2 separate regions of the Homo sapiens genome follow, and region 2 is linked to region 1. Evidence: read pairs that join two places in POLR2A ChIA-PET (ENCODE). Cell type or tissue: GM12878. All regions are shown on one strand. Each heading gives the region's core, and the rest is flanking DNA. Links, peaks and the distances in the headings are about the cores only. Region 1 has its middle 5.1 kb from the start of LGALS2. Region 2 overlaps PDXP (pyridoxal phosphatase).

What was found. Peaks named below come from ENCODE experiments on the same cell type or tissue, not always from the same donor. Only the 100,000 strongest peaks of a DNase experiment are listed, where the experiment ranks them.
Region 2: POLR2A ChIA-PET joins it to region 1 with 7 read pairs; 10 of 35 experiments call an interaction of 5 or more read pairs at or near these places.

Annotation. Positions count from the first base shown.
Region 1 is chr22:37,583,755-37,586,659 of GRCh38, reverse strand. No RefSeq gene overlaps it. Among named protein-coding and RNA genes, the nearest start is that of LGALS2, 5.1 kb to the right of the region's middle. In GM12878, for the core only: no CTCF peak of the experiment used is centred there; no DNase peak of the experiment used is centred there.
Region 2 is chr22:37,659,700-37,662,604 of GRCh38, reverse strand. All of the region lies in intron 1 of PDXP (pyridoxal phosphatase), which reads right to left. Among named protein-coding and RNA genes, the nearest start is that of PDXP, 2.4 kb to the right of the region's middle. RefSeq lists enhancers at 1,657-2,167, 2,168-2,679. In GM12878, for the core only: a CTCF peak has its summit at 1,340; no DNase peak of the experiment used is centred there; H3K4me3 peaks cover 2,277 bases; H3K27ac peaks cover 519 bases.

The DNA.
Region 1 (2,905 bases), core at 166-2,665:
GGGATTACAAGCATGCACCACTACGCCTGGCTAATTTTATATTTTTAGTAGAGATGGGGTTTCTCCTTGTTGGTCAGGCTGGTTTCGAACTCCCAACCTCAGGTGATCCGCCTGCCTCGGCCTCCCAAAGTGCTGGGATTACAGGCGTGAGCCAACGCGCCCTGCCAGGGAATTTCTTTACGGAAGAATTTCTGTGTTTTTTTTTTTTTTTTGAGATGGAGTCTCATTCTTGTCACCCAGGCTGGAGTGCAATGGCGTGATCTTGGCTCGCTGCAGCCTCCCAGGTTCAAGCGATTCTCCTGCCTCAGCCTCCTGAGTAGCTGGGATTACAGGTGCGCATCACCGCGCCCTGCTAATTATTTTGTATTTTTAGTAAAGACAGGGTTTCGCCATGTTGGCCAGGCTGGTCTCGAACTCCTGACCTCAAGTGATTCGCCCGCCTCAACCTCCCAAAGTGCTGGGACTACAGGTGTGAGCCACTGTGCCTGGCCAGAATTTCTGTTCTAAGAAAGAAAGGCAGGGGGAGATTCCTACCTTGAGGAGAGAAAGGAGCAGGTGAAGGAAGGACAGCCAAAGGTCAGAGATTGATTCTGTTTTCTGAGGCCTGTTCCTGAGGCCTAAAGCACCCCAACATTATAACAAAAGACTAACAAATGCTGTGAGAGTTATGAGTTAGAAACCATGGGCAAAACCTATTTTATGTAATAATAGTATCACAGCACCCATCCATCCATCCGATTGTCCATCCATCCCTCTTTTGAGTTAAAACTGACATGATAAGGAGCTCAATCCAGCCAAGAGCTGAGGAAGAATTCCAGGTGGAAGGAACAGCAAGGACATAAGGCATGAGACTAGAATGAGCCTGGTGAATTCAAGGGATAGAGATGTCAGTGTGGCCAGGGGGCAGGTGGCGTGAGACGGGGCTAAGAGGTGGACCAGACCCGATCGTGTGGGGCTGGTTAGCTGAGAGGGGAGTTTGGATTTCGCTGTAAGTGCAAGGAGAAACCTGGAGGGTTTAAAGCAGGAGAGTGGAATGTTGTCATTTACATCTTACAAAGAACCAGTGGTTGGTGGAAAGACTGTGGGGGCAGGAGTGGAGAAAGGGAGAAAGCTCGGTGGCTTTGGCCCACTCCCTGCTAAGTCTCCAAATTCCTTCCTCCTTCAAGGCCCCACCCTGATTTCAGGTGAGATGGGATGACCCCAGAGCTCCAGGGGACCTGGGTGGTCCTGGAGGGACACTAGCTGGGGATGGGTGGCCAGGCATGGCCAGTGGCTGCTGTGTAGAGAGGGGCCCCGGACCCGGCCATCAAGTTAAACAGGAAGATCCCTGGGCTGGATGAGGCGAGAGCTCTGTGGAAGTCCCCTGAAGGAGGGACGGTCAGCTCATCAGAGCTGCAGGAGCAGGGGACCCCCCCTCAGGCAGCCTAAACATCCTGGAGACCTGATGGTCATATATATAATTTATTTATTTATTTTGGGTCGGAGTCTTGCTCTGTCGCCCAGGCTGGAATGCAATGGCATCATCTCGGCTCACTGCAACCTCCGCCTCCCAGTTTCAAGCAATTCTCCTGCCTCAGCCTCCTGAGTAGCTGGGATTACAGGTGTCAGCCATCGCACCCAGCCCATAGGTTAACTTTTTAAATTAAAATTAAGGCTGGGCACAGTGGCTCACACCTGTAATCCCAGCCCTGTGGGAGGCCGAGGCGGGTAGATCACGAGGTCAGGAGATCGAGACCATCCTGGCTAACACGGTGAAACCCCGTCTCTACTAAAAATACAAAAAAATTAGTCGGGCATGGTGGCGGGCACCTGTAGTCCCAGCCACTTGGGAGGCTGAGGCAGGAGAATGGCGTGAACCCGGGAGGAGGAGCTTGCAGTGAGCCAAGATCGCGCCACTGCACTCCAGCCTGGGTGACAGAGCAAGACTCTGTCTCAAAAATAAAATAAAATAAAATAAAATAAAATAAAATAAAATAAAATTTAAAAAAATTCTCACAACCACCCTGGGACGAAGGTGCTGTTAGCTCCCTTTCACAGATGCAGAAACGAGGCTTGAAGCAACCTGTCATGGCCACTTAGCTTGTAGGTGACAGAGCCGGGACTGGACATTATCTATCTGTTGCTGAAACCTCTGTGTTTCCCACACCCCACCAGTAACTGAGGGTCTTCCCAGTCCCTCTGTGTGCTGCTGGGGAGGGCTCGGCAGAGAGGGAAGCAAGAGTTAAAATGGATATTGCCGGGGTGTTGATCTGTTTGTTCTTTGGGAGGAGGACAGCAGAGGACACAGTAGGGGTCTCAGGGATGTCAGGACCAAAGTCTCCCAATAGCAGGAGCCCCGTGGGAAGCTGTGTGCACCACCAGGCTCAGCAGGCATGATGCCTCAGGCCCATGACACCAAAATGTTTTAATTTCTTTTCTTTCTTTCTTTTTTTTTTGAGATGGACTCTTGCTCTGTTGCACAGGCTGGAGTGCAGTGGCACTATCTCAGCTCACTGCAACCTCCGTCTCCTGGGTTCAAGCGATTCTTCTGTCTTAGCCTCCCGTGTACCTTGGACTCCAGGCGCACGCCACCACACCAGGCTAATTTTTGTATTTTTAGTAGAGATGGGGTTTCACCATATTGGTTGGGCTGGTCTTGAACTCCTGACCTCAGGTGATCCACCTGCCTCGGCCTCCCAAAGTGCTAGGATTACAGGCGTGAGCCACTGCGCCCAGCCTAAAATGTTTTAATTTCTTATACAATCAGAAAAAAATAAACTTTTAGGTTGAAGAGAAAATATATACATATTTTTTGAGACCAAGGTCTTACTCTGTCACCCAGACTGTAGTGCAGTGGTGTGACCATGGCCGACTGCAGCCTTGACCTCCTGGGTTCAAGCGAACCTCCCACCTCAGCCTCTCCCGT
Region 2 (2,905 bases), core at 94-2,593, 76 kb before region 1:
ACCGTACCTGTGATGGTGGAAATCCTGTATGAAGGTGTGTGCTACTGCACATCTCTTCCTGACCCCACGTTCAGGGACTGACTGCACGTTGGTAGCTCAAGATCGGCTGTACTGGGAGTATTTACACCACAGAAGCCAGCACATGGTATAATCATGGCTTTCCCTGCTATTCCATGTTTCTCAGCGCACCACTGGTCTGACCCCAAATGCTCTGGGCCTCCTGTCTCCCTTCCCAAGGCTGACAACACTCCACTCAGTTAAGCCAAAGGCAAAGATGGGGAAGGGGAACAAAGGGGAAAACAGGCGGGGAGAGCAAGAATCCTCAGCCCTGCTGTCCCCAGATGAGGAAGAGAAACTTCCCAGGCTCACAAGATCAAGGCCGAGGTGGGCCAGAACTCATGCTTTCAGGCTGGCCCAGGGCAACACCCCTGGGAGTTCTCCCCTCATCTGACATCTTGTGACCTGCCTATTTTAAGAACTTGGTAGAGAATAAAAATTAGCTGCGTGTGGTGGTGGGTACCTGTAATCCCAGCTACTGGGGAGGCTGAGGCAGGAGAATCGCTTGAACCTAGGAGGCAGAGGTTGCAGTGAGCCAACATCAGGCCACTGCACTCCAGCCTGGGTGACAGAGCAAGACTCTGTCTCAAAAAAAAAAAAAAAAAAAAAAAAAAAAAAAAAAAAAAAAAATTAAAGAAAAAGAGAGAGAATAAAAGCCACGTGCTCCGTTGGTGAGCGATTCCTTCTGGGACAGAAAGGGCTTCCACTGAGTCATCCCAAAATGTTCTTCTGAGCTCAAGAATGGCCCCAACTCTGTCCTTCCCCACCAGGATGGAGCTGTTCACCTTTGGGCCCTGTGTCCCACATCCTTCATTCAGCTAATATTTACTAAGGCCCAACTACATGCCAGACACGGGATAGAGCAGTCAACACTACAAAGATCCTGACCTCAGGGGAGCGAGCCTCCTAGCAGGGGCATCTGGGAACATCGCCGTCTCCCAGGCCACCATCATTCCACTCCCCTCCACTCTGTAATCCACCGCTCTGCATGTTATGCTGATGACGTATTCCTAAGACAGCAGGCCTTTCTATTTGTCAGCTCAAGTGGCTGCCATGTGGTGACAAGATAAACACACAATTTCGGAGGTCCCTGGGGCAGGGGAGGAGGAGTTGGGGGTGAGATATTTGCATTATTTCAGACATACACATCATGGGGGCTTTTATTAATATTGTCACACCACACCACACCACACACACACACCACACCACACCACACTGTTTGAAAGCTGCATCAAGCTGTGCACAAACATGATCGCAGTGCTGTATTTGTTAAGCCTCTGCCTCCCCCTCTAGGCTATGGGAGTGACAGCAGGATGGGTGGGCACAGCCAGGTGGCTACTGAGACCAAAGGGGTCTGGATTCCACAGACGCCTGCAAGGCAGGTGTGGGCAGGGCCTGGTTTCTCCCTAGCTCCTTGACAACCAGCCTTCCTGAGCCCTGGGGAACCTCTTAACCCACAGCCTTAACCTGAGCCTTGAGGCCTCCTGGGAAAAACTTTTCATAGCATAGCCTAAGGCAGGCAGGAGCTGCTGCCGCTGACAGCCCTGACCAGAGAGCCCTCAACACAGACTTATAGGGAAACTGAGGCTGAGGTGAGCCCGCCCACATACCAAGCAGGTGTGCAGCACAGCCAGGAGAGGCCAAGGACTACAGAATCCCTCTCTGCCATGCCATAACACTGGGTTTACATCTCCTGGTGTATTATCACTGCCCTGCATCATGCCTCCTCCAGGAAGTCTTCCTAGGTGCCCCTGGCACTAGGCCCTGCTCACCACCCCACCATAATCCTGTGTCTACTTCTCTCCACTCAATACCATCCTGTACCCCCAGGATTTAATATCAATGACTGTCCGGGTCAGTGGCCAACAGAGACGGAGTGACAGAGATCTGTCCACGGCCCCAGTATACTGACTGGGCTATTAACCTGTCCACACACACTGACCACTGCCAATTAGCCTCTGCTGCCACCTGCTCTTGTCTAACGCAAACCCTCCACAATGGAGGAGCCTCCTTTTGCTTCTGCCTCCCCTGCAGGGCTGAACTCGCAAGATGACAGCAGTGAAGACTGCCCTGGAGGTCGGTGTCACAAAGGCCAAATTCAGGTTCCCGCGCTCTATCACTCTGCCAGAGAGTTGCTGGCAGAATTCTGCCCCACCCATCATTGGGGTGCGGTTGGAGGGTTGGAGGGGAAGCCTGCGAGGACTGTCCCTACTTGTGAGGGCTGAAACACCAATTCCCAGAGGCAGGATGGAGGCAGGTGTGTGGGGACACAGGAGGTGGAGGGGCTCACTATATCTGTTCTTGGGCAGCTCACTTCCCTTCTCTTAGTCTCAGTTTCTTTCCTCTTCTTTTAGAGATAAGGTCTCACTATGTTGCCCATGCTGAAGTACAGTGGCTTTTCACAGATGCAATGATAGCACGCTACAGCCTTGACCTCCTAGGCTCAAGCAATCCTCCCGCCTCAGCCTCTCGAGTAGCTGGGACTACAGGCTGTTGCCACTGCATCCGGCTGCCTCAGTCTCTTTACTTGAGAAATGGGACAATAACTTCCATCTCCAGAGTAATTTGGAAACCAAAGAAGAACACACACAAAGCTGTTTCATTAAGTTCTCTGTAACATGGGGGACTCTGGCTACAACTTACATCATCTGAACACCTACTATGTGCCAGGCACTCACCCTGATCACCGTCACCGGGCATGCTGAGCACTGCCATTTCTCACCCAGGCAGAGATGCTTGGAGGTTATGTAACTGAACACGATTACACAGCTGTGAAGCTGGAGCTGGACCTGGAACTGAGGTCAAACTCCACCGCCTTTGCTCCCCACACACCTGCCTACACCCTGCC